Regions from separate parts of the Homo sapiens genome. Here all the other regions are linked to region 1. Evidence: chromatin loops called from intact Hi-C (ENCODE). Cell type or tissue: heart right ventricle. All regions are shown on one strand.

Region 1 (8,000 bases):
CCGGCTACATTTTATAATTGTAACATGTTGCTACATACTTGCTTTATTATATATCTATCCACCCATCCATCCGTCCGTCCATCCGTCCGTCCGTCCGTCCATTTCATTTTCTGATGCAATTCAACTACGGTGCAGGCATCAGTTCACTCCCACACATTTCAACATGCACGTGATTAACTATTAGGTTCTTTTTTTGAGATTAAATGTACATACTGTGAAATGCAAAACATCTTAGTTGTACCGGTCCATGAATGTTGACAGATGCCGTGTAACCCAAGCCACGATGAAAATATCCCCCTGAGGAGTTCCTCTGGGCCACCCCCAACCCCAACCAATCCCTCCTTCTCACTTCCTGGCAACCATTCTTCCGATTTCTTTCATCACCAATCAGTTTGCCCGTTGTAGAACTTCATATAAATGGAATCATTCTTTTCTGTGCGTGCCTCTTTCCACAGAGCATAATGTTTTGTGGGTACGTCCATAAAAACAAGTTTTCAAACCACATCTCTGGCATAACAAGATACTAGAATCCTGTGATGACAGGGACGTCACAAGGTCTTTTTCTCTCCACAGTGACACACAGCAGTCCGTCCTCTGCTTCCTAACAGGACTCTATGAGAACATGGTGATGTCCTACCACAAAGAAAGCAACACCTGATTATCAATAACTTCTCTGGTCCGGCCAAGGATGAGCAAGGAACAAAGAGCTTTTAGAACATTAAGCATACATCTAAATTTATTTGACCTGAGGTATGTAAATGTTAGCTATAGGTAAAAGGTTATAATGACTCTTCAGGCCATAAATTCAACTCTTTTTTTTAATCCCCAAATCTTGCTATAAACTACCTTAGGAAAGTATCTTTCACTAAGAAAAGCCTGAGAAACACTTTGTCTTTGGTGACATCATGGTTCAAAGCTCACTGAGAAAAATGGTATTTAAGAAAAAAAATTCATGGTGAACACTTTGAAAACAAGTGTCAATCACTGACCAGATCCTCACTCTGCAACCTAGACACACACACACACACACACACACACACAATCTCCTGCCGATCACAAAGTAGTCTAAAAGGTTAAAAACTAAAATAAACAAACCACAATTTATTGCACTTACAGCTGAAAATGCTGCCTCCCATACAACACCTATTCTGTCACTGCCAGTTACACAGCTACTTGGAAAAGGTATACTTCAACTTAAACACAATCAGTAGGTTTACCTTAATACTGAACGCTGTGAAAATTAGGCATGCAATACGGTTTCCTCAATACCATCCAAGGGTGATAGTTAAAGAGAAAGTGGGAATAGGTGACTGGGACTCCTATTCAGTTATTCCAAAGAAGGTAGACTTTCCTTCTGGGCTTCAGCGTTCTCCCACTGGTACTGCTACACAGCACCTTTTATCTATTACTAGCATAAATGTTTACACATAAGCTTTTCTAGTGATGCTTTTGCAAATTCATTTTGAAGGGGGAAAAAAACAACAAGCATAGACAAAAAGAACTCAGATCTGTGCCAGTTAATAACCCAAACCATTAGCACCCATCTAAAGAATTAAAGGAAGTAATCTGAAAGTAATGCAACCATTTCACTGTGGACACTCAAATACATCTGTGGATGAGATATGTAAGTAAAAGGCAAATTACAGCTTGTGAAATTTTAGATGGCAAATGGTGACATTGTCAAAGTATAGAAAACTGGCTATTTCCTTCCTCCAAAAAATAATATACATGAGAAAGATGGTAAAGACATTACCTCTGTTTTCAAAACAGATTTCTCTTTTGATGGAAAAAATACAAAAAAAAAAAATGGGCAGGAGTGTAAATACTATATAGTAGCCAAAGTTATCCTTCAAATAGATTGAAAATCCACTCAACCATGGCTTTGAATCAAATGCCATGCTCTTGGTGCCCTGCGTCTGGCCTGTAGCCTCTCGTGAGGAGGGCACCTGCCCAGCTCCATCTCCTGGGCTGCAGGCCTTCCTTCTGAAATGAAGAGTTAGTCCTGCTGTCCAGTTAAACTAGGCCTTAAAACAACAATTCCAATCAACTATGGCCAAACAGTGAACATGAAAGGAACCACATTGTGTCACTGGGTCTAGAAAGTTAAAGGGCATCACAGCTCCCATGATGCATGAAGACGTAGCTTCAAGCTTCCTTGATTCTACAAAAGGAATGCGGAAACTCCGTATACACTAGCGGCATCCATTAGAGAATCAGGCCTCTGATGAGATTATTTACATAAAAAAAAAAGTCCCTCCTCCCCCCAAAAAAGCCAACTGGTGATGGGAACAATAATTTGCTATTTGGGTATTTTTCAAAACAGCTTCCATTGGCTCAGGCCTTACCCTTCCAGAGCCCACTGCATTAGAAAAGAGAGGCACTGGATACTGTTTGGCTTACGAAGGCTTCTAGGTGCCTCCGAGACTGTGAATCTAGGAATGAACACGTGTCCAGTGAAAAACTGTCTGCATTCAATAAGTGTGATTTAGTCTCCAATAAAGACCCAACTCTTCATTTGTGCCTTTCTGGCCTTTATAAGCATTTAACTGTCATAACATCCATAATTCAGCACAGAAAAGGCATCATAGAGCATTTATTATAAATCTTACAAAACATCTAAGGCCCCTTTGCACTTTAATCATGTGATAACAGTTACAATAAGATTGTATTAAAAATTTAAACTGCCCTACTTAAGCAATTTACCTTCAAACGTCCATTTCCAGGGAATGAATCCAAGGGATATGAATGTCGAACCCCTGGACAGATTTATTGCACCAAAGAATATTTCTCCCAATATAGCTCTGATGAGTGAAGTCTAATGACTTTAGTTTTATTACTTTTTAAGCACTTAATGGGAAAATTTAGACATTTTCACAAGACTGAGCTTCAACAAGAATGGTACATTTAAAAAATGACAGGTAGGGAAAGGTCTGTAAGATTACTTTAGACATACCCAGATTAAATATAATCAGTGGAAATTTTAAGGCAATGACTAATATCACAGGTTTGCCTCTGTCATTATTAGTTTGGGTTTCTTTTTTTAAAATGTCTTAAATAATTGTCCAGAGAATATTTAGCAAAGAGTGGCTGCAGAGAATTTTATTCTTATACATGTAAAATTTTAAAGCCATTTAAAAACCCCACAGTATTTAATTTTTTTTCCCACACTTATAAACCACCTACCTTGAAGAGGCTACACAGCAGATACCATCATTATCTCAGTATAATTACCCCAGCCTCGGCCAGGATCAACTGTTTCTACCACCAACCAGACTGTCAGCGGGAGAACTATCTTCAAAATGTTCAGAAGCAAATCTAAAAGTTTTCCTTTACTTGAAGTAATTTTTCCCCCAACTTAAACCCACAGCTGTGATCCCTCAGATTTCAATTAATGCCTAGGCAGTAATCCTATCAATCACCAAGGACTATAAATTTCTTATCTTTCTCATTAGCTACACCGTTGCACAGCTTAAATATAAACATACCTTGCCACAGCACTGTAAATTACTTGGCCGAGCAACTCTACCCACCGTCAGAAGGGGCAGGAATGATTTCAGCAAATCTGTGGTGTGCTTGCTGCACTAAAGCTGATTTACACTTCTCCAAAAAAATAAAAAACCACCAAGAATCACACTGACAGAAGATCTCTTTGAGTTTGCTTACTTGGCTTAAAACTGGTAATGACCTGTCTTTATTAGTATTACTAAGTTTTATGGGCAGAATCCAATTTTCTGTGGAAATACATATATATATATTTTGCTGCATCTGCCAATGATATCTTTTGCAGTTACCTGTAGCTATTAATTTTCTTAAACCTAAATTCCTCAACTTATTTTTTAAAGCTGTAAAAAAAGAAAAAAAGCAACAAACTATCTTCTTCTTGAAATAAAATTAGGCACCACTGTATCAAGAAATGGTGAAAACAGGAGGTAGGGGTGGAGGTGGGAGGGGCAGCCCCCCCCAGGAATGTCACCTCCTATTTCAAACACTCTTTTAGGCTAACGTGGTGATACCATCACTCCAGGTCTTGCATGAACCGCTTCATCAAATTTTCTCTAAGGAGATTGTGCAGTCCAATTCTTTAATGGAATAGAGGCTATTTATGCCATTTGCTGTTAAGTACAAACTTTGCAGCGTACATTCCAAGCACGAGTGGTGAGGATTTTGCTGCTGCTGCCCTTTACAAAGCAGCTACCAGGGGTCCCGGCTTTAGGCTGCACAGTTCTGACAGCGGTCCAGGCTTCAGCCATGAGCTTCCAGTTTCCTATCACATTCACTTTATGCCTAATTTAATTCATTGTATCTTTCAAATTAAAATGGATGTAGCACATTAACTGGTTTTCACCTTCAGTCTGCAAAGCCTGTAGGTTACTGATGATCTCACCTGAAGGAAACCAGGGGCAGGGATGTCTGAGCCTCAGCCCCAAGGGCACCTCTAGCCAGGGCGGTACTGCCATCTAGTGGCCTCCGCTTTTCCAAGGAGCAGCTTGGGCTCTGGACTCGCAGAGCTGAAGGGCAGAACCCGGAGAGCCAGCGGGTTCTGAGTGCTGAGCTGAGCTCTGACAAATTCTCACATAGCCAAATATGGCATTCGAAGAGCCTGGAGGGGTAAGTGGTGACCAGACAGACTAAGGTCCTACGGGATGAAATGTAACCAATATTCATCCCCAATTATTTTTAGATTACAAACAACCCAAGAGTGGCCGAGGCCCCTCAAAAAAAGTCAAACCCAACACAGTCTTAAAAGCAGAGCTAAATCGTTAGGTTGGAGACTGTGTGAATTGTATCTTGGCGAGGCTGTATTTTAAAAATAACACAAGTCACCTGAATCCACTGATGTGTCTACAAGGATTTTTCTCCCTCGAGTCTTCTAGCTGCTCCTCATCAAGTTACTGAGGCTTCCTTGCAGATGAGTCTGTGTTCTTGGTAAATGTTCATAGGTTGCCTAACAGGGGTGGGGAGCGCCGAAGCTGACTGCCTGGGTTCCCAGCTCAGTGAGGCAATTTATGACCTGCATGATCTTTACCAAGTTACCTGGCCCTTTTGTGGCTCAGTTTCCTTATCTGTAAAACATACACACAGGATATGCTTCTTGGGGTTGGTGAGGGAAGTCAGTTGATCCATGTGAGGCACAGAGAGGGTGCCAGCCTCCTGCAGTGAGGACTGCCACGGGGCTGGAGAGGCCACAGAGATGCAGGTGACAAAGATGTGGTGCCCGGGCTGGCATCCCTAATATGAGGGTCTAGATGTGGTTGTTCCTGATCCCATGGGGTTTACAGTCTAGACCAAGAACACAGCCATCAGAGGCCACCGTCATCTCCAGGCCATGCTGAGTCCTACCTTGTGTGGGGCCCTGCTCCAAGCACTGGCAGGACCTCTATCATCACCAGTTTCCCAGATGAGGACCCTGGCACTGCGTCTCCAGTCAGGGGAGCCACATGGTAGCCGGGAATTCCGACCTCAGAACTGAACTAGGGAGGAGAGGGGGAAGAAACACTCCCTGGGAAGCCAGAAGCTGGAGCTCTATGCTCACAGATAAGGAGCGAGTGAGTGAGGGGCCTGGGGCAGGAGGAAGAGCACGGAGCAGGAAGCATGAGGACAGGGACTCTTAAGAACCTCGAAGAACCTTCTGGCTCTCAGGACCCACAGCACAGTGGTGGTCTGAGAAAGACACTAAAGAGATGCTGTCTGATTAGACGTGAAATAAAATTCCCTGCTGGCTGCACTGGTCAAAGAACTGGGGGAAATGGGTGGATACCCAAAGTGGAAAGTGCAGAAGGAAACCCAGGCGGGGCGATGGTGGCTGGGGCCAGGGCTCTGATGGCAAGGGTCGTACAAGGTACATGAACCAATACAACCTGGTGCTCAAGCAGCCACAGGGAGGAAGGGAGGGGAGTCAGAGTGGCCCAGGGGTCTAACCTGAGCCAGGGACAGAGGGGCCACCCAGCTGGGGCCCAGGTGTGATGTCAAGGACACAGCTGATATTTAAGTCTCAAGCTCAGAGAAAGGGTCTCAGTGGCCAGAAATGTGAGTGCCTCGGTGAAACACACAGATATGAGATCGCCCAGGTCTGAGGCAGAGGGTGAGGGCAGCGGGCTCAGGGCAGAGCCAGGAGGGGCCAAGGAAGTCCCCTCCTTCCAACCACTACAAACATTTCAAAGGTACAGAAAATGTAACATACAACAGATAAACCCCATAAACCCACTAATATCCAATAAATACAAGTCCTTTGCCATATTTGTTCTATCTCTGTATGTGTCAACTGAGTCAATTACATCACAGCCATCATTCGTTAACGTCTCAAACACTTGAGCGTGCACCTTTATCAGGACATCTGCCTACCTAGTCCTTATGCCAATGGCGGTGCTCTAGGAAGGTGCTGGGCAGGAGGCTTGAACGTGCTCAGGTGACAGCTGAAGGCACTTAGGACCAGCGTCGGATTCTGAGAAGGCGATTGGAGGGGTGCAGGTGAGACAGCTGTGACTCGTCCTCTATGGCAACAGGACATGGCGAGTACAGCCAGCGTAATTTGCTGGTGAAACAACGGTTTCTGCTCCCAGAGGCAGACGCAAGGCTGCCTGCTGATAACGAGGAGGCAGGTGGGAATCAGCCCCACACGGGCGCTTCACACCTGTAATTCTTCTTCTGTCCCATGTCTGCTGGTTCTGTCTCCAGCTCGGAGCAGCTCAGGAAATCACTTTTGTCTTTTTTTTTGAGACAGAGTCTCGCTCTGTCACCCAGGCTGAAGTGCAGTGGCGCAATCTCGGCTCACTGCAACCTCCGCCTCCCAGGCTCAAGTGATTCTCCTGCCTCAGACTCCCGAGTAGCTGGGATTACAGGCGCACGCCTGGCTAATTTTTTGTATTTTTAGTAGAGACAGGGTTTCACTGTGTTAGCCAGGATGGTCTCGATCTCCTGACCTCGTGATCCACCCGCCTTGGCCTCTCAAAGTGCTGGAATTACAGGCATGAGCCACCGCGCCCAGCATCACTTCTGTCTAATACTTCCTCGTTTCTCTGCAGGATCCAGCCTGGCCTCTCAAGAGCAGACGCTCACATGATAAAACGTGCTGGGAACTCACCATGTACTCAGCAAAGGGAAGCAAAGGTGAGCACGGCCCCAGCTTTTCCTGCTCCGAGGCTGATTCCAGTTTGGCGGAAAAGCCAGAGAGGTTGCAGCCAAGAAAGGGCTAGGAGAGCCTCGAGATTTTGGAAAAGGGGCTCCGAGTTGGTGCCGATGCCTGAGGGACGGGCAGGTTTTCGCTCAGAGCAAGGCTTTGAGGCTAAGGAAAGGGTGCGAGCTTGCAGTGCCTGGAGTACAAGGTGTGCAAGGGGAAGGGGGAGGGCCCTCCGCTCCCTGCAGGGCATAGCACCTGCAACACAGGAGGCTCTCTGGGAATAGCTGCTCATGAGCGAGTGACGCCCACTGGGACAGGTGGTGCCACATTCAGAGGGCGGAAATACTGGCGCCCTGCACTGCCCACTGCCTTACACACTGGCCTTCAACTTAGGAGACCCTCGACAAGAGGGGTTCACAGCCAAAAACAAGTTTGGAAACCACTATGGTAGGTGCTAGGGAGGCATCAAAGGCTTTCGAACAGGAAAGAATCCTATCTGAGCTCTGTCACAGGCAAGAGCAGAGGCCAGCACAGCAAAGATTCAGTGTGGGGTCATCTGCCTGGATACAGAAGCAGGAGGCTGACAAAGCAGTCTCAGTGACTGAGGAGGAGGCCTGGACTTCCGAATGGGCAGTAGGTAGGGGGAGAGAGGCTGAGGGAGGAGGCAACACCAGTCCTGACCACCCCTGCGAGGCCTTGGAGCCCCACCCTCCTCCCTTGTCACTCTCATTCATTAAGCCACACTGATGGAGAATTCACCACATCCTAGACACTGTGACCAGAATTTTGAAACAGGTCCACTTTTGGCCCTTGTAGATCTTCTCAAAGCAAAATCAGTTCTTAAGAGGGAGGGTCACGCATCTAATATATATTCAAAACCAAA
Region 2 (8,000 bases), 390 kb before region 1:
TTTACATAATTGCAGGAGCTATTTCAAAGCCAGCCAAGGGCTGACTTCACTTAGAACCACATGGAGTCTATTTTGGGCTTTCAGATTAAAAAAAAAAAAAAGCTGAATAAAATGTTTAAAAAGATGAGGCTTCAATGCTTTCTGCTACTTGCAAATTAGTGTGTCTGATGGGGAATTTTACACAAGCGCCCCTTTGTAAGTGCGTCCTGGGCTCGGGAGGGACTGTTCAGGGTTAGCTGGGTGTGAATCCCAATTGCCCTTCCATAAATAAAACCCATCCCAAGTTATTTCCCAACTATTGCCAGGAGCAAGAGCTGCGGCAATGACCAAACGATCGGGCTTCTCAAAATCCCTGTAAATAAAAACAACTCGGTTGCCCGAGAAACCAGCCTGTCGCCTAGGACTGGGCGACTGGCGGGAGCGCCAGACCCTCGAGGCCCGCAGGATTCCCCGCGTCCTCCGAGACCACGGGTGGCCACACCGTACCCTCTCCACGACCACCCGTTACCTCGACTCTGGCGGCGGCAGCGAAGCGCGCCATTCGCGGTGCTTCCTCCTCCGGATTGGGCTGGGCTGGGCTGGGCAGGCCAGCACAAGTTTGCTGCATGAATATTCATTTACTTGTGCGTTTTCTATTTCACCCTCAACCTTCATACATCTGCATGCAAGCGCAGCCTGGGACAACCCCGAAGCGAGGGGCCAACTTAATTACCATCACTTTTTCGGAATGTCTGAGGTTTTAAGTGGCATCATCTGAACCTGACACTAGCCTAGCACCTGTCGAGTGAAGTGCCCAGGGGCTGAGCTATCTTCATCTAGGGGGGAAGAGGGGAGGGAAGTTCACGAAGTTAACTGGAGTTGGAGGACCCAGCTCTCCCTTCGGGTGCGCCCTTCATTTTTCCTAATTGGAGGGGGGAGGGGACCAAGTTGCAAACATCTGTGCCCGGTGATTTTCCCGCGTAGACTGGGCCGAGCTGAGTCACGGAGGACTCTGCAGTTTGAGGCTGTTACGAGCTAAGCAGGTAGGAATCCGGAGGATGGATAAGCCATGCATCTATCGCTCCTGTCCATAAATCTATCCGAGGAGCCGAGGAAAAACTCTAAAGGCTTTTATTATCCGCAGTCCCCACGCTCTGAACGCTTTGCAGGTAGCTGAGGTGCCCCGAATGCATCTTGTTAATCACGCCGAAACACAAGGATCCTTTTATGACACGAACAGTCGTTTTCTAAGCAGCTAAGCATTAGATGAGAAAGTATTACTGCATTGCATTTGCGAAAAAGGCACTAGTAAATAAAATTCATATTGATGGGAATTATCTGAACTCACTAATAAAAGATTAGTATTATAACCCCTGCAGTCAATACTTGCTATGGCAATTTATGGATGCAAATAACATGCCATCAAATTATTTCAAGTGCAGCTATAATTCGACGGACCTAAATCTTCTTGCTGAACTTTAAATGTAGAATAATCACCAAAATAATCAAAGGAATCCCTGCCTCTCAGAGGGTAATCAGGCGACAAAAGTCCCTAGAACAATATTTTTGCGGCGAAATAGCAAAGTGCATGGCAAACCTGCCTAGGTAAAATGAATAACAGCTTCCCCCGGCATGTCAGTGGCAAGCCGGAAGGGCCCCGGCTGTAGCCACGTAAATCAAGGAAGGAATGGAGCGTTTCTTAGTATTCAAAAAACAGGGTAATGGCACCCAAGGCTGTGTCACTGTAACTATCTCATAATGAGGGGGAGTATTTATTATGCTCATAAAGATATCAGCCTTTTGCCCTGGGCTTCGATTTTTTTTTTCTTTTTCTTCTTTTCTGGGAGTGAAGAAGGAGGGATAGAGCCTGGAGATCCCACAGACACCTCCTTCTCCATGGATCCCAAAGGGAATTCATTTCCCCTCACACTGCCTAAGCCACCTCGGGGTCTGGGCGTGAAGTCAGGGGAGGCAATCCAGGCAGCGTCCTAATGAATTCCTTTCAAACCGCCTGCTGCCGGAGCGATCTATTACTGCGGCCTGGAGTGGGGAAACGCGATCGAGACGTCTTTGTCCGGGTGGTGGTAGGGAGGGAGGAGGCGAGGAGGAGGAGAGGGCTGGCGGCGGACCAGCGAGTTTTCCCAGCGTCCCGGGGCGCCAAGGACACACCCTCCCCTCTTTCCTCCAGGTCTGCTGGGTGGGCAGTGGGTCTCCGGCGGGACTCCTGGCAGAGGAGCTGATCTGGGATTAAGACGTCCCCCGGGGGGCCTTGGGGCTAGAGCGAGAGAAAGAGGAAGAACGCGAAAAAAGAGCTTCAAAGAATCGGGTCGATAAATTCATAAAGATCGATTTATCTTTATCTCCCAATTAAATGTGCTTGTAAGTGATACATAACACACGTCCAACACGGGCCAACTCCCCAACCACTAGCTCCTCGGCGTGAGCTGATTTTTAATGACCGAACTAACAATGCCCTTCTTTCCTTCTCCCCAACCCGGTGCTGTTGGCGGTTCAGGGCTGACGTCTAGACCCGGGAAGTTGAAGCCCGGGCCTTGGAGACTCGAGGAAGCCCCGCTCGCGCTGGTGCGCTCTGCACGGTCTGCCGTTGTCAAGAAGTGATTCCATTTTTAAAGGGAAGACAAGAGCTGAAAGTTTTTTGTTTGAAAATGGAAGAGGGGATAAGTACGTCCCTAGTTTCCCTCCACCCCAAAATTCCCTTACTTTCAAATTTGGGGGTCTTTACCGTTGTCGAGAACAGGGGAAACATCCTGAGGGGATCGGCTCCATCCTGCAGTTAGCAAAGAGGAACCGCGCGCCCTCGAGTCCTCGCGCTGGAAACCGGGCGGCGGCGCCAGGGTGAGCACTCCTTGCGTTCGCAACGTGCTTAATTAGCGCCTATTTACAAAACGCAGCTTTTATTTGAGCAAACATCATAAAGCTTTCATCAGGATAATCTCACGTTATACAATCTGGAGGCACAGCAACTCCCCCCTTCCTCCCCGAGGATGGAGCAGATAAAGGACTCTCTTTATTATCATAATTATCGTGGTTGTTATTTTGGTGCGCGCTGGCAAAGTGTGTAAATAGGTGCGATGATTAAGAATGTCATGAAAAATGAGAGACGGGATCGCTCACGGGAGGGCCCAGCCCGGGATGGGGGAAGCAGCAGCCTCCCCGCCCCACCCGGTGCGCGGACCTACAGCGAGCAACCCGGCGGGTTTCTGGCGGCGGGCAGGCGCTGCCAGCTCCCAGCCTTCGCCCCGGGGGTGGCTCCGGAGGGGCAGGACCCTGCCCCCAACTCCAGGACCCTCGCCCGGACCCCAGGCGCAGCCGGAGCACCCAGCGCTGGAGTGAGCCGCAGGCAGGTTGGTTCCATGGCAAATACAGTAAAAGAAATAAAGCGCCCCCGGCCCAGCCGTGGGGGTGCGGGCCCCGGAGGCTACCCTTCGAGGTGGCCTCGACAAGGCTGCAGGGCCCCAAGGTCCGAGCCTTGGAGGTGCCATCCGCCCGTCTCAAGTTTGCGCGGCACGGGCTAGGCATGCAGGCTCCGGCTCCCCGGCCCGCGCGCTCCGACGGTGGCGCCCGCAGCCCGCTCGAGGCCAGCTTGGGTGGAAAGGGCGGGGCCCCGCTTTCGCCCCACCCCCGCCCCGCTCAGCCAATGGCCAGAGGCGCCCAGCCCCACGTGAGGCGAGCCGGGCCAGGCGGCAGGCAAAATGTGAATGAGAAAGAGGAGCGCGATTTAAAGGTGCTGGCTGCGCCCGCCGGAGATAAGTACGCCGGCTTCGCGCGCTCCCCAGCGGCCCGCGGGAGGCGACGGACGGCGGGACGGACGGACGGACGGCAGCTTACCGGGGCCGAGGGCCAAACCCGCGAAGCGCGCGGGCTCCGACGGGCAAGCGGCGGACGGGGGCTCCGGCGAGCCCTCGGGGCCCGGGCGCCCTCTCCACTCCGGGGCGCACGGCCTCACCCCGCACACCCCCTGCACCCGCCCGGCATGCAGCGGGCCCAGGACTGAGGGGCGGAGGCGTCTGCTCTCCGGGTCCCGCTCGGCCCCTGCCCGGCGCTCCCGGCGGTGCTCCCGGCGTCCGGCGGGCTTCCCGGCGGCGGCGCGGCGCGGGGACTTTTCGCCTCTCGCTGGCCTCTACCGAGCGCGTCTATGAGCGCAGCGTTCCCGCCGTCGCTGATGATGATGCAGCGCCCGCTGGGGAGTAGCACCGCCTTCAGCATAGACTCGCTGATCGGCAGCCCGCCGCAGCCCAGCCCCGGCCATTTCGTCTACACCGGCTACCCCATGTTCATGCCCTACCGGCCGGTAGTGCTGCCGCCGCCGCCGCCGCCGCCGCCCGCGCTGCCCCAGGCCGCGCTGCAGCCAGCGCTGCCGCCCGCACACCCTCACCACCAGATCCCCAGCCTGCCCACAGGCTTCTGCTCCAGCCTGGCGCAGGGCATGGCGCTCACCTCTACGCTCATGGCCACGCTCCCCGGCGGCTTCTCCGCGTCGCCCCAGCACCAGGAGGCGGCAGCGGCCCGCAAGTTCGCGCCGCAGCCGCTGCCCGGCGGCGGTAACTTCGACAAGGCGGAGGCGCTGCAGGCTGACGCGGAGGACGGCAAAGGCTTCCTGGCCAAAGAGGGCTCGCTGCTCGCCTTCTCCGCGGCCGAGACGGTGCAGGCTTCGCTCGGTGAGTCGGCGGCGCGCGCAGCCGGGACGAGGGGGCGGGAGGAGGCGGGGGCGGGCCAGCGCCGGGTTCCCGCGGGAGACCAAGGGGGCGAGGCCGCGCCCCCGCTCGACCCCCGCGGGAGGAGCTGGAGGATGAGGCCCGGCTGTGCCGCTGGGCCTCCGGGGGACATTCAGAGCCACCCAACAAGCGGGGTCTCGGGAGGGGGGGCGTTTAGCGCCCGGCGACCAGCTGCTGCCCTGGGCCACATATCTATCTGACGATGCGTTTGGCCGAGGCCGCCTCTGCCGCTCCGCGGTGACCTGGGGTTCCGGGTAGGTTGCAGCCTCTAGGGGAGACGGGTTGGGCTGCGCGTCTCAGCCGTGCGTGTGCCCAGGGGCGCCCAGACTTTTTAAACCCCTTCGCTGGTCTTGCTACTTGTCTGGGAGAAACGGACTGCTGGGAGGCTGTGCCTGTGTGTTTGTGTTGGGGGTGTCTGGTGGGAACTTATAAGGCCACAAAACATCCCTTTGACCAACGTTGTCTGTCTCAAAAAAGATGGTCTGGGATCTGCACGTCCCTACGCCTCCACTCCGGTTAGGAAGCAATTGAGGTTCACTACATTTTCATGGTGGCGGTGGGGGGAGGATGAATCGTGAATCCCCCCATCAGTCCTCAACCAGTCCCCACCCCAGGGACAAAGCGGGCAATCTCTTGGGCCTCGCGCCTCCTGCTACTTCTCCTGACGCTGCCGAGGCTGGGAGGGTGCGGGGGAGGCATGGCGGCCCTTTGAGTGATGGTTCTGGGCAAAGGGCCGTCGCCTGTACTGCCTCCTCTCCTTTGAGCTTTCTCACGCTCCCCCCACCCCTCCTCTACCCCTCAAAGGCCAGGAAATCACAATGTGTTAATGTCATAGAAAGACAATCCGCTAAAGGGTGGGGGGCGGGGGGCGCGGAATGTCCAAATGACGGTGGGAAGGAGAAAGGAAGGCCAGTGTGCGAAATGTAATAAAATGCCGTTTGGTTTTGCTTTCAGTCGGGGCTGTCCGAGGGCAAGGGAAAGACGAGTCAAAGGTGGAAGACGACCCGAAGGGCAAGGAGGAGAGCTTCTCGCTGGAGAGCGATGTGGACTACAGCTCGGATGACAATCTGACTGGCCAGGCAGCTCACAAGGAGGAAGACCCGGGCCACGCGCTGGAGGAGACCCCGCCGAGCAGCGGCGCCGCGGGCAGCACCACGTCTACGGGCAAGAACCGGCGGCGGCGGACTGCCTTCACCAGCGAGCAGCTGCTGGAGCTAGAGAAGGAGTTCCACTGCAAAAAGTACCTCTCCTTGACCGAGCGCTCGCAGATCGCCCACGCCCTCAAACTCAGCGAGGTGCAGGTGAAAATCTGGTTCCAGAACCGACGGGCCAAGTGGAAACGGGTGAAGGCAGGCAATGCCAATTCCAAGACAGGGGAGCCCTCCCGGAACCCTAAGATCGTCGTCCCCATCCCTGTCCACGTCAGCAGGTTCGCTATCAGAAGTCAGCATCAGCAGCTAGAACAGGCCCGGCCCTGAGGGTCCAGAAGGGCCAGGGCCTGGCACCCACCTGGAGAAGCCCCCGCACCCGAGGGAACCCATGGTGGACTCCACTGTGTTTGAAGCAACAAAGTCACAGCCCAGCTGTGGCCATCCCAAGCAAATTGAGAATATATTCACTAAATGGGCTTAAAAGACTGCTTTTGAAGGGGCTTACAGCCACACCAGAAGACACGCTAAATATTTATTATACTATCCTACTTTGTACATAAATATCTCTATAGACTGGATCTCAGCTGCAGTATTTTGAAAGTTATAGGACTTAATTACCCAGTAATTTCTCCACTCATTCCAGAAGAAAACAAAACCTCTGCTGTAATCTGCGCGGTTAGCAGCCACCTTTCCATACTTTTCCAAAGGTAAACGTGAAACCCAAGAACAAGCACTGGGGTTTAAACTGATTTTGGTTTGCGTTCTGGCTTTTTGAGTTGACTGAAAAGCAGACATTGTTAGGCAGCCTGGAAATTCGCTTTGCTTTGCTTTGCTTTTGCCTGGCTTTGGTTTCCCCTGGGGTTGCCTATCCTATCTGAGCCATGTGAAGCACGTCTCCGTTGTGTTAATTTATTTCAATGTAGCTTATTTTCTTATAAGTTATGACATTTAAACAATTTCAGTCTTGTGAATAATAAAAAGGAGAGAGGGGGGGAAAAAGACCAATCCCTGGGCCTCATAAGTGTGTCCAGAATTTGACCGTCCCGGGCACTGCCAGGGTGTGGCCGGGCAACTGGTCTGGGACCAGTACTGGAGAAACGTCCCCTGAAACAGGTCTCCTTAGGCATCCTGGACTTGAGCCACCCAGCACTTTGCCAGGTTTAAAATAGGAGGGCAAGAGGGCCGATAGGATTACGAATTTAAGAAAACCTAATTCTCACCTTAGAAATCTATCTCCCCCTTTTGCACAGCCTAATCGATACCTAGTAGGCCGGCAAACTTCGGCCAGAGGAGGAGGTGGGTGCCCGGAGGAGGCAAGCGAGTGCGGGTATTGGTGGCTTTGCACAAACTCCTGATGCTCCAAATCGACTACAGCCAGGGAGGAAACGTCTTTCCTTTACAAATATCTCCGGCCCGAAAAGAAGCGGTGCTCGCCTGCCGGCAGAGTGGAGGGTCCATAAATCAGGCTCCGGGCGTTATCTGGCGACAGGAGCAAAAACCCAGCGAGCCCAGCCGGCTTCCCGGCAGCCCTCAGTCGGAGGCGGAGGCTGGCTGGAGCGCCCCCGGCCCCGGCACCTCCCCCTCCGGGCGGGGTCGAGGGGGCGGGACCCGGGCACCGCCCCACCCCAAGGACGCCCCGGTAGTCCGCACCACAAAGGGGGAAAACGGGAGAGGCTACGCAGGGGAGCTGGGAGTCGGTCTGCAAGGGACGGGGAGCTGCGCGCCTCCCCATCTCGGTGGGGCGTGCCTGGTCCCCAAGCCCACTCCTGTCCCAACCCCGGCCCTGCGCTCAGAGCCCTGTCCGCTCGCTGCCGGACCCCGAAGCGCGCCGCCAGATACTGCGGCGGACAGGCCCAGGGGCGTTCAGCGGGCCAGCGAGTGTGAGCGTGGTGCCACCAAGCCAGCAGCCCGAAGCGCGAGAGAAGCCGGGGCTTCGCCAGCCTCAGCCTTTCGAGTGGGGGAAGGAGGGGAGGCCGGTGAGCCGCTGCGATGCAGCGGCGCTCGGCCCTCGGCGAGGTTCTCAGCCGAAGAAGGGGAAGCGCGGCCCGCCATGGGTTAGTACTAATATTGACTTAATTTTTACTACTTACAGGCCGTCACCTCCCCACGGCGGAGGGGCCTGGGGACCAAGACC
Region 3 (8,000 bases), 560 kb before region 1:
TCCAGCCTGGGTTTTCTATGTTAGCATGCTTCTGGGGTCTTGCGTCCCTTCTCTCCTGATTCTTCCCTTGGGGTGGGCTGTCCGCATGCACAGTGGCCTGCCAGCACTTGGGAGGGAGCATGCATGCACAGTGTGTTCACTGGAGTTGTGCGCATGCTCACTTGAGATGCTCCTCCCTTACCAGTCGAATGTCCCTAGAAGGTCATAGGCCAGTTAAATTCCACCGTTTTGCCTCTTAATGCACATGGTTGAACCCACTCGCCCAACCCCTGAGATCTTATTGGGAAGCTGCTGATCACCCACTTCCGGTGTTTCTGTTTATTGGGAGACTGCCTTTCGCTAGTGCTGGCTGTGACCAATGATTATTATAGAAATACAGAAAACAACCACCTGCCCATCATGGGATGGTCACCTGACATTCTTGGTGTGTGTATGTATTGGAAGGAGCCTTCTCCTGCCCTGCTCATGCCCGACTAGCTCCCCACTGTAACATAACCACCTACTCGTCTCAGTTCTCAGCTCCGAAGCAGAGGTCCTAGGGCTGGCCCCTCACGCTCGTGGTGAGAGTAGATGAGGGAACCCGCATAGGCTGCCTCAGCTGCCAGCACAGATTGTAGCCCCCAGCCTGGCCTCCAGTCCTGCTTCTGCCACACTGGACCTGTATGACCAGGGCCATCAATTAATGTCTGCAAGCCTCAGTTTCCTTGTCTGCAAACAGGGATGATAACAATGGTTCATTGTTATCTGCTTCATAGGGTTCAGATGAGATGAGCAGTTTATTCCACATGTGCTAAGGCCTCCAGGAGGAGGCAGCGCCAGGTGTGTGCTGGCTCTGACCATGTGTGATGCTGGGCACAACATAGGTGGCTGATGCCTGGCACATGTCTGCCAACTCATTCACTGCAGTTATCACACCACACTGGCTCAGGGATCACGATTAAAATTTGGGATTCTGAGTTCCTAAATTCTGTGACTCTGGGTCTGCAAAATACCTATCAAATGGTGCTTGGCTGGCACTCTTTTCTCTCTGAATGTCCGTGTGTGTTGGGGCCTGGGAATGCAGCCGGCCCAGGCGTTGGGCCAGCGCAAGGATCCAGTTCAATCAGTGCCCACTTCTGCCTTTGAAGGCGCATAATCTGCTTTATAGCCCTGACTTGCCACTTCGTACATAATGACAGGGAGGCAGACACAGTAGAGTGTCCCTAGCGATTTTTCCATCACTCACTGAATGACTGTCTTGGTTTAAAATCATGCCTGCTGCCTTAATGATGTTTTAAGAAATATAAAAATAGGAGTACATAACGCTGTATTCACCATGGCTTTTATCTGTCACAATTTCGCACAAAGCACAAATTGTTGCAAAAATACCTGAACTTCGCTATCACAGGGGTGCTTTGAAGAGATTGTTAGGTGTACAGCAATTATTCATGGGCCCAGGGTAAGTCCCATCCCAGCTCTGTCGCGAGGCCCTGCTTGTCCAGAGGGGCTCGGAGCCACCTTTCAGGGGGAGCCTAGGCCACAAAGGCACAGCCAAACAGAGATGAACAAATAGCCTCGTGGGGGCCCGAGTGCTGAAACGGTTTTTCTCATGGTAAGCAAACTTGAATAAACCCGGGAACGGCCAGAGGCGGTAATTAAAACTCGTGGCCCAGTTCTCCATTCATTTTCAGCAGAAAACTGTGGGTTTCTTTCAAGCCAAACTGAGAGGATGTTGAGGTCCTAGAGCAGAATGTTTGTCCTCAAGCTTGTCCTGCCTGTCAGAACAGGACTGACAGAGGAGCGGTTGGGGGGGGTGGGGACTTGTCCTGCTGTGAAGGAAGGGACGTGGTGGGGCAGGTTGTAGCTGCAGAACACATTTCTGTGCCTGTGCAGCAGAGCTGATGAGCCGCACGGGGAGAGCAGGTGCACACCTGAGAGGGAAGCGCGTTTACAGCCAGGGCTCTGCACACCCCAGAGGGAAGCGCATTTACAACCAGGGCTCTGCACACCCCAGAGGGAAGCACGTTTACAACCAGGGCTCTGCACACCCCAGAGGGAAGCACGTTCACAGCCAGGGCTCTGCACACCCCAGAGGGAAGCACATTTACAACCAGGGCTCTGCACACCCCAGAGGGAAGCGCATTTACAACCAGGGCTCTGCACACCCCAGAGGGAAGCACATTTACAACCAGGGCTCTGCACACCCCAGAGAGAAGCACGTTTACAACCAGGGCTCTGCACACCCCAGAGGGAAGCACGTTTATAACCAGGGCTCTGCACACCTGAGAGGGAAGCGCATTTACAACCAGGGCTCTGCACACCCCAGAGGGAAGCACGTTCACAGCCAGGGCTCTGCACACCCCAGAGGGAAGCACAGTTACAACCAGGGCTCTGCACACCCCAGAAGGAAGCGCATTTACAACCAGGGCTCTGCACACCTGAGAGGGAAGTGCATTTACAACCAGGGCCCTGCCTTTTCCTCTGCAGGTGGCTCGACAGCTCCAGCCCTCCGTGGTGTGGATTGAAGACACAGAAAAAACCTTCTACAAAAAAGTTCCCAACGCAGAAAAGATGGTGAGGACTTTCTCATGCCTTACTTTTGCCTTTTCTTTCCTCCAAAGGAGGCCCTTACCAAGGCCTACCTCTACTTTTTGAGAAGGTCTTGCCTTTTCAAGCGAGGAAGGAAACACTGGGGCTCTCTGTAGTGGTCTCTGTCTGCCCTAACTGTATTTGAAAGGGTTCTGTGGTCTGACTTTATGAGACATAGTTTAGAAGGAAAGAAAGTGTGGAAGAAAGGGGAGAGGGATTTTCCACCCAAACATACGATTCAGAGGTAAGAAACAATTTAGAGAACTCTGCTCAGTTAAAGCAAATGGCACACATAGGAGTTATTATTAGGATTTCCTATTGTTCATCATAATAAATAGCAAAAGGCCCACAATTGATGAACAAAGACCCTCAGCAGAACTGCTAAGTGCACCACATTCGGGCCTCCAGGGAGTCCTTTTTCAATTGCTTCCTTCCTTCTTTTCTCTCCTTTCAATGGTCCCCCTCCTCCACCACTTCCCCCCACAAATCACCAGCAAATTTCCCACAAGTTAAAAAAAATGTGCAGATACACGAGATTGTTATTCCACATCAATTTGCACCAAAGCAAATAGTGGTTAACTGTGAATTTCTGATTAAATTCATAAGGATTTTAATCACTTTTGATCCTTATGTATTATACATCACTTTTCGCAGGTAGAGATGATTTGGATAAAGAGTGGAAGCTCAATCTTTTCTTCCCCAAATGAGCCTTGATTGCCCTGTCATTTCAGAAAGTCTTCAGAGAACTCATTTATTATTTAATCTGGGACTCTTGTAGTTCACTCCCTCTGCTGGCGAAGTTGCTGCATTGCAGAAAAACTTGAAAAGGTCCACAAGTAGGTATGCAAAATGGATGGCAGGAATGACCGGGTTCTCCACCAGGTCCCACGTCTAAGAGAAATGCAGGGCAGTGTTTCGTCTCACGTGTCACACACCTGGAGTTATCAGAAACCTGGCTCATTCATGGGCAGGGGCTACTCCCTCTCCCACCAGACATAAGCCTGGGGAGTGGAAGACACTGGCCTGGAACTCAGGCCAGCAGTGAACAGCATTCACACAGCTGGCTGTGTGTCCTTAAACAAGTAACTTAACCTCTCTGAGCCTCCGCTTCCTTTACTATTAAATGAAAGCATTTCAGCCCGCACGGCCTCTGAGTTCATGCAGCCCCCTGCATTCTCCCACAGTGCCCTGGGCTTGCCATCAGTGCTTGCGGCTGCCTGCTCACTGCACATCTGAGTCTGGGAGAGCAAGGGGAACGGGAATGTTCCTCCTGAGAGAGCCAGAGGAGCACTGGGGAAGGAGCGCTGAGAGGGGGCCTCTGAGAGAAAGCTGGAGGCAGGGAATGAAATATACCCTGTAGACACCCTCGCATAAAGGGAGTGGATGTGAGGGGAAGGAGGCGCGCTGAGGAGGGAGCTGAAAGCCGTGAAGAAGCAGCCGAGCCTGCGGAACCCTGCCTTGAATCAGCCCTTGTGCTCCTGACACAGAGCGAACCTCTCAGCACCATCCCCGATTCCCGCAAACCCTGCCCATGCCTAGCTTTGTCCCTGTAGGAAATGAAGGCCACTGGAGGCATGGTCTTTGCTGTGGATGAACTGGACGTTTTCTCTGTTCACTTCCCATTAGAGGAGTCCGTCGTGTGTTGGGGAGGTCAACTGCACTGAGGACCAGGAGTCACACCCTGGGATAAGTCCTAGGGGACTGCAAGCCAAAGGGCACCCTGGCTTCCTGAGCATCTGCAAGGCCGGCGAGGGGACCTGAGCCACCCCAGACTCAGAGCTGCAAGAGGCATGAATGCCATCCTCCACCTCCCACCCCCAGTATTTCCACCCCCAGCTCCAATGCTGCAGCAGGAGAGGAGCGGGGGAGGAAACCATTGCGTGTGCATGCCCAGCTCTACACGGAACTCCAGCTCCACTCGGCCTGCACCGTGCAGTGATGGCATTGCGGGGCCTGCCCCTCAGGGAGCAGGGCTGCAGAGTTCCTGCTGCCTTCCTGCGTCTCCAGAGCCATGACTGGGCCAGTCCTGCTGTCCTTCCCAGCCTCTGAGACTCTGTGTCTCACCCAAGATCCTCTGCCACCAGGGCCCCAGGTGGCCATGAGCATTGGACGTCCACATTCTGAAGGTGACCAAAAGCCAAGGGCAGCAGAGGCATCCACAGGTGAGAGGAGCCCAGGAGGCATCGTAACCTGCTCCTCATTGCATCACTCAGCCACCTAGGGAGCCTAGTCCTTCCTCCCACCTGCCCCGGCCTCTGTCCCAAAGGCTGCCCTGATCCCAAGGGCACAGAGGCACAGAGAAGAACATCCAGGAGGCTGGCACTCCACCAGCTACGGGTGCCATACAGGCAGCAGGGCCGACCTTGCCCTGGGGTTGAGGGACTCCGGGAAATCCCCTTGAAAATCCAGTGACTGAATGCACCCTCCGGCCCCTCTGCCTTTGGGTGAGGCCCCTCCCGCAATAAGAGGCAGGAAGCTCACCCGGGGATTGGGGCATGGCGAAGATCAGTGACGCCACCCGAGCATGGAAGCCAAACTTCCCGGGCGCAGGGACACTGTTGCGGACAGGAAAAGGAGGACCCCGGTGGCGGTGGGGGACATCAGTTGAATACCTCCTCTTTCCCAAGCACAATACATATGTCAGGGAAACTCCCGGCAACCCTGAGAGGAAGGCATTGTTTTCCCTGTGACACAAAAGAGAACAAAGGCTCCCAGAAGGCGCACAGCTGCTCTCGGGTCATGCTGGGATTCAGAAACAAGGTTGCCAGAATGGGGCCTTCTCCCCACCACACACAGCACAGGCTGGAAGACATGGGGGGGAAACCACCAGCTTCGCCTTCTGCCCATTGGGTCAGCCCTCCTGGTGCACCTAAACCACACCGCATCCCTGCGGCCCTCTGAGCCCTGGGGCCACTCCAAACATCATCCCAAAACCTGCCTTTGGGGCCCTCTTGTCTTAGAACCAAATGGGCCCTACTCCGGAATTCTCTGTCCTCCTGCACACACTCCTGTTCCCCTCACACTGTCCTCAGCAATCTTTGAAAGAACCCCTCACACCTCTAGAATTTCAGCAAAGTCCAAACTCCAAGTACCTCCACTCCAACCCCTGCCACTTTTACAAACACACCCCTGCCCCCTGCAGACGCCTGGACCAGGCCCGCTCCTTTCTCCTCCTCCTAGGAGAGTAGCGTCTCCTCCCACCTGCGCCTCGAGTGCGCTCAGTCAGTTGTTTGTATCTGAGGTGAAGGCGGTAAAGAATGAGGCGCACGGGCTGCTCCTGCATTTTCTGCCCCATTACCCTTTGTTACTTCATCTAGCAAGCGCCTCCCTGACATCACGATAGTGCCTCTGCCAAGGAATCGCTGCTTTCTTGGGGCTGGCTGTGGCGGTTGTATTGTGGAGCTAACTGCAGAATAGCAAATTGAAATTGCTGCGTGGATGCTAGCCACTAATTTGAAATTGCCCAAAGTAATACAGTTGTGAGGGGCTGGCAGGCCCCGCGGTAGGGGCGGCGGTTTTGGAGGTGGCCAGGTGATCATGGGGTGGTTTGCTGGCATGATGGATGAGTGCACAGGTCTCGTGCATAACAGACGGCTCTGCACTGGAATGGGGGTGGTCTGAGTGTAGGGGAACTACCAGTTGAATGACACACCAATTTCTGTCCCCTGTTCATGGGACTGCACCTCACCATCAGCAAGGATGTCACTCTGGACATTGCCCAGAATCAACGTTTGTCATCCAGATAGGCTGATTCATTTCAAATGTCCCTGCCATTTCAGGACAGAAAGGTAACAGTGTCATCTCCTGCCTCAGAAAGGGCAGGGATCACACTGCCATCACCATGGCAACTGGGTTGCTGAGGGTGGGCTCAGACCATGCAGGTGTGTCTCTACCCCCATGGATTCTCAGTCTCCAGCCTCACCAGGACTGTCAGATCAGTCCTACTTCCACTGTTCTTTGGGCAGCTCACATGTGCACCCCAAATGCCCAGTCACTCCCACCACCTGCTTTGTTCTTTAAGGCAAGTCTCTTCTCACCACCCTACTCACCCCTCAACCCACCACCATCGGCTTGCTACCCCCACCACTCTATAGAAATTGTTCTCACAAAGTTCTTAGGGCCAGGCACGGTGGCTCACACTTGTAATCCCAGCACTTTGGGAGGCCGAAGCGGGCAGATCACTTAAGGTCAGAAGTTCGAGACTAGCATGGCCAACATGGCAAACCTTGTCTGTATTAAAAATACAAAAATTAGCCGGGCATGGTGGTGCACACCTGTAATCCCAGCTACTCAGGAGGCACAAGAATCACTTGAACCCAGGAGGTGGTGATTGCAATGAGCAGAGATTGTGCAACTGCACTGCAGCCTGGATGACACAGTGAGACTCTGTCTCAAAAATAAAAGAAATTGTTCTCACAAAGTTCTTTGACACAAGAAGTGCAAGACTTTTCTGAAAACTACAAAAACGCTGAAAAATTTAAAGGAAGCCTAAATAAATGGAAAGACATTTGTATTCATTGGTTGAAAGACTTAATCTTGTTAAGATGGTAATAATTCCCAAATTGGCCTACATATTCAATGCAATTCCCATGAAATCTCAGCCAGCTTATTTGCAGAAATTGGTAACTGATCCTAAAATTCATCCAGAAATTCAGGAGATCCAGCCAAAACATTCTTCAAAAGAAAAATAAAGTTGGGGGACTCACATGTCCCAATTTCATTTTCCAACTTACCACAAAGCTACAACAATCAAGACAGTGTGGACTTGCCTAAGAAGAGACATAGATCAATGGATCAGAATCAGGAATCCAGTAATAAAGCCTTACATTACAGTTCGTTTTGACAAAGGTGCAAAGACAATTCAATTCAGAAAGAATAATCTTTTCAACAAGTAATGCTGGGACTGTTGAATTGCTGCCTGCAAAAGAAAGAGTTGGACCCTTACCTCACGCCATATACAAAAATCAACTGATAATGTATCAAAGACCTAAAAATAAGGGCTAAAACTAGAACACTCTTACAAGAAAATATAGGCATAAATTTTGTGACCTTAGATTAGGCAGTTGTTCCTTAGATATGACACCAAAAGTACAGGCCACAAAAAGAAAATTGCAACTCATCAAAATTAAAAACTTTTTTGCTGCAAAGGACATCCTCAAGAAAGTGAAAAGACAACCCACAGAACAGAAGAAAATGTTTGCAAACCATGTAATATTGAGGGACTTCTATCTATTAATAGAACCTACAAAGAACCCTTACAACTCAATAATAAAAAGACAAATAACCCAACTTTTAAAGTGGGCCAACAATCTAAATACACATTTTTCCAAATAAGATACACAAATGACCAATAAGCACATGAAAAGACGCAGGAACATCATTAGCCGTCAGCCAAATGGGAGCAAAAATGGCCTCGACTGTGCTTGGGAAGT

Evidence for each region. Hi-C counts contacts between places; a loop is a spot of excess contacts. Peaks named below come from ENCODE experiments on the same cell type or tissue, not always from the same donor. Only the 100,000 strongest peaks of a DNase experiment are listed, where the experiment ranks them.
Region 2: a loop joins it to region 1, with 4 times the contacts of the local background. A loop is called at or near these places in 50 of 110 quality-filtered maps.
Region 3: it touches region 1 in a loop (4-fold over the local background); 9 of 110 quality-filtered maps call a loop at or near these places.

The regions. Positions count from the first base shown.
Region 1 is chr2:235,776,064-235,784,063 of GRCh38, reverse strand. All of the region lies in intron 6 of AGAP1 (ArfGAP with GTPase domain, ankyrin repeat and PH domain 1), which reads right to left. It overlaps LOC105373942 (a long non-coding RNA gene), which reads left to right. Exons shown (of 4, transcript XR_001739943.3): 2 at 574-750; 3 at 7,023-7,107. Among named protein-coding and RNA genes, the nearest start is that of TNRC17, 260 kb to the right of the region's middle. In heart right ventricle, a CTCF peak has its summit at 4,463 (motif pointing left); a DNase peak (open chromatin) is centred at 4,463.
Region 2 is chr2:236,164,107-236,172,106 of GRCh38, reverse strand. GBX2 (gastrulation brain homeobox 2) reads left to right here and starts at 3,721. Exons shown (of 2, transcript NM_001485.4): 1 at 3,721-4,658; 2 at 5,670-6,871. The coding sequence starts at 4,136. The coding sequence ends at 6,193. It overlaps GBX2-AS1 (GBX2 and ASB18 antisense RNA 1), which reads right to left and starts at 4,665. Exons shown (of 2, transcript NR_186035.1): 1 at 4,438-4,665. LOC124906126 (a long non-coding RNA gene) reads right to left here and starts at 3,081. Exons shown (of 2, transcript XR_007088136.1): 1 at 2,723-3,081; 2 at 2,311-2,578. RefSeq lists enhancers at 4,590-5,542, 7,705-8,000. In heart right ventricle, a CTCF peak has its summit at 4,508 (motif pointing right); no DNase peak of the experiment used is centred here; H3K4me3 peaks cover 3,916 bases; H3K27me3 peaks cover 8,000 bases.
Region 3 is chr2:236,339,110-236,347,109 of GRCh38, reverse strand. It overlaps DRC11 (dynein regulatory complex subunit 11), which reads left to right. Exons shown (of 19, transcript NM_024726.5): 16 at 2,467-2,553. The region is part of intron 1 of LOC105373945 (a long non-coding RNA gene); the gene reads right to left. Among named protein-coding and RNA genes, the nearest start is that of IQCA1-AS1, 48 kb to the left of the region's middle. RefSeq lists enhancers at 3,746-4,660, 4,661-5,575. In heart right ventricle, CTCF peaks have their summits at 3,160 and 3,360 (motif pointing left); DNase peaks (open chromatin) are centred at 3,389 and 5,329; H3K27ac peaks cover 4,338 bases.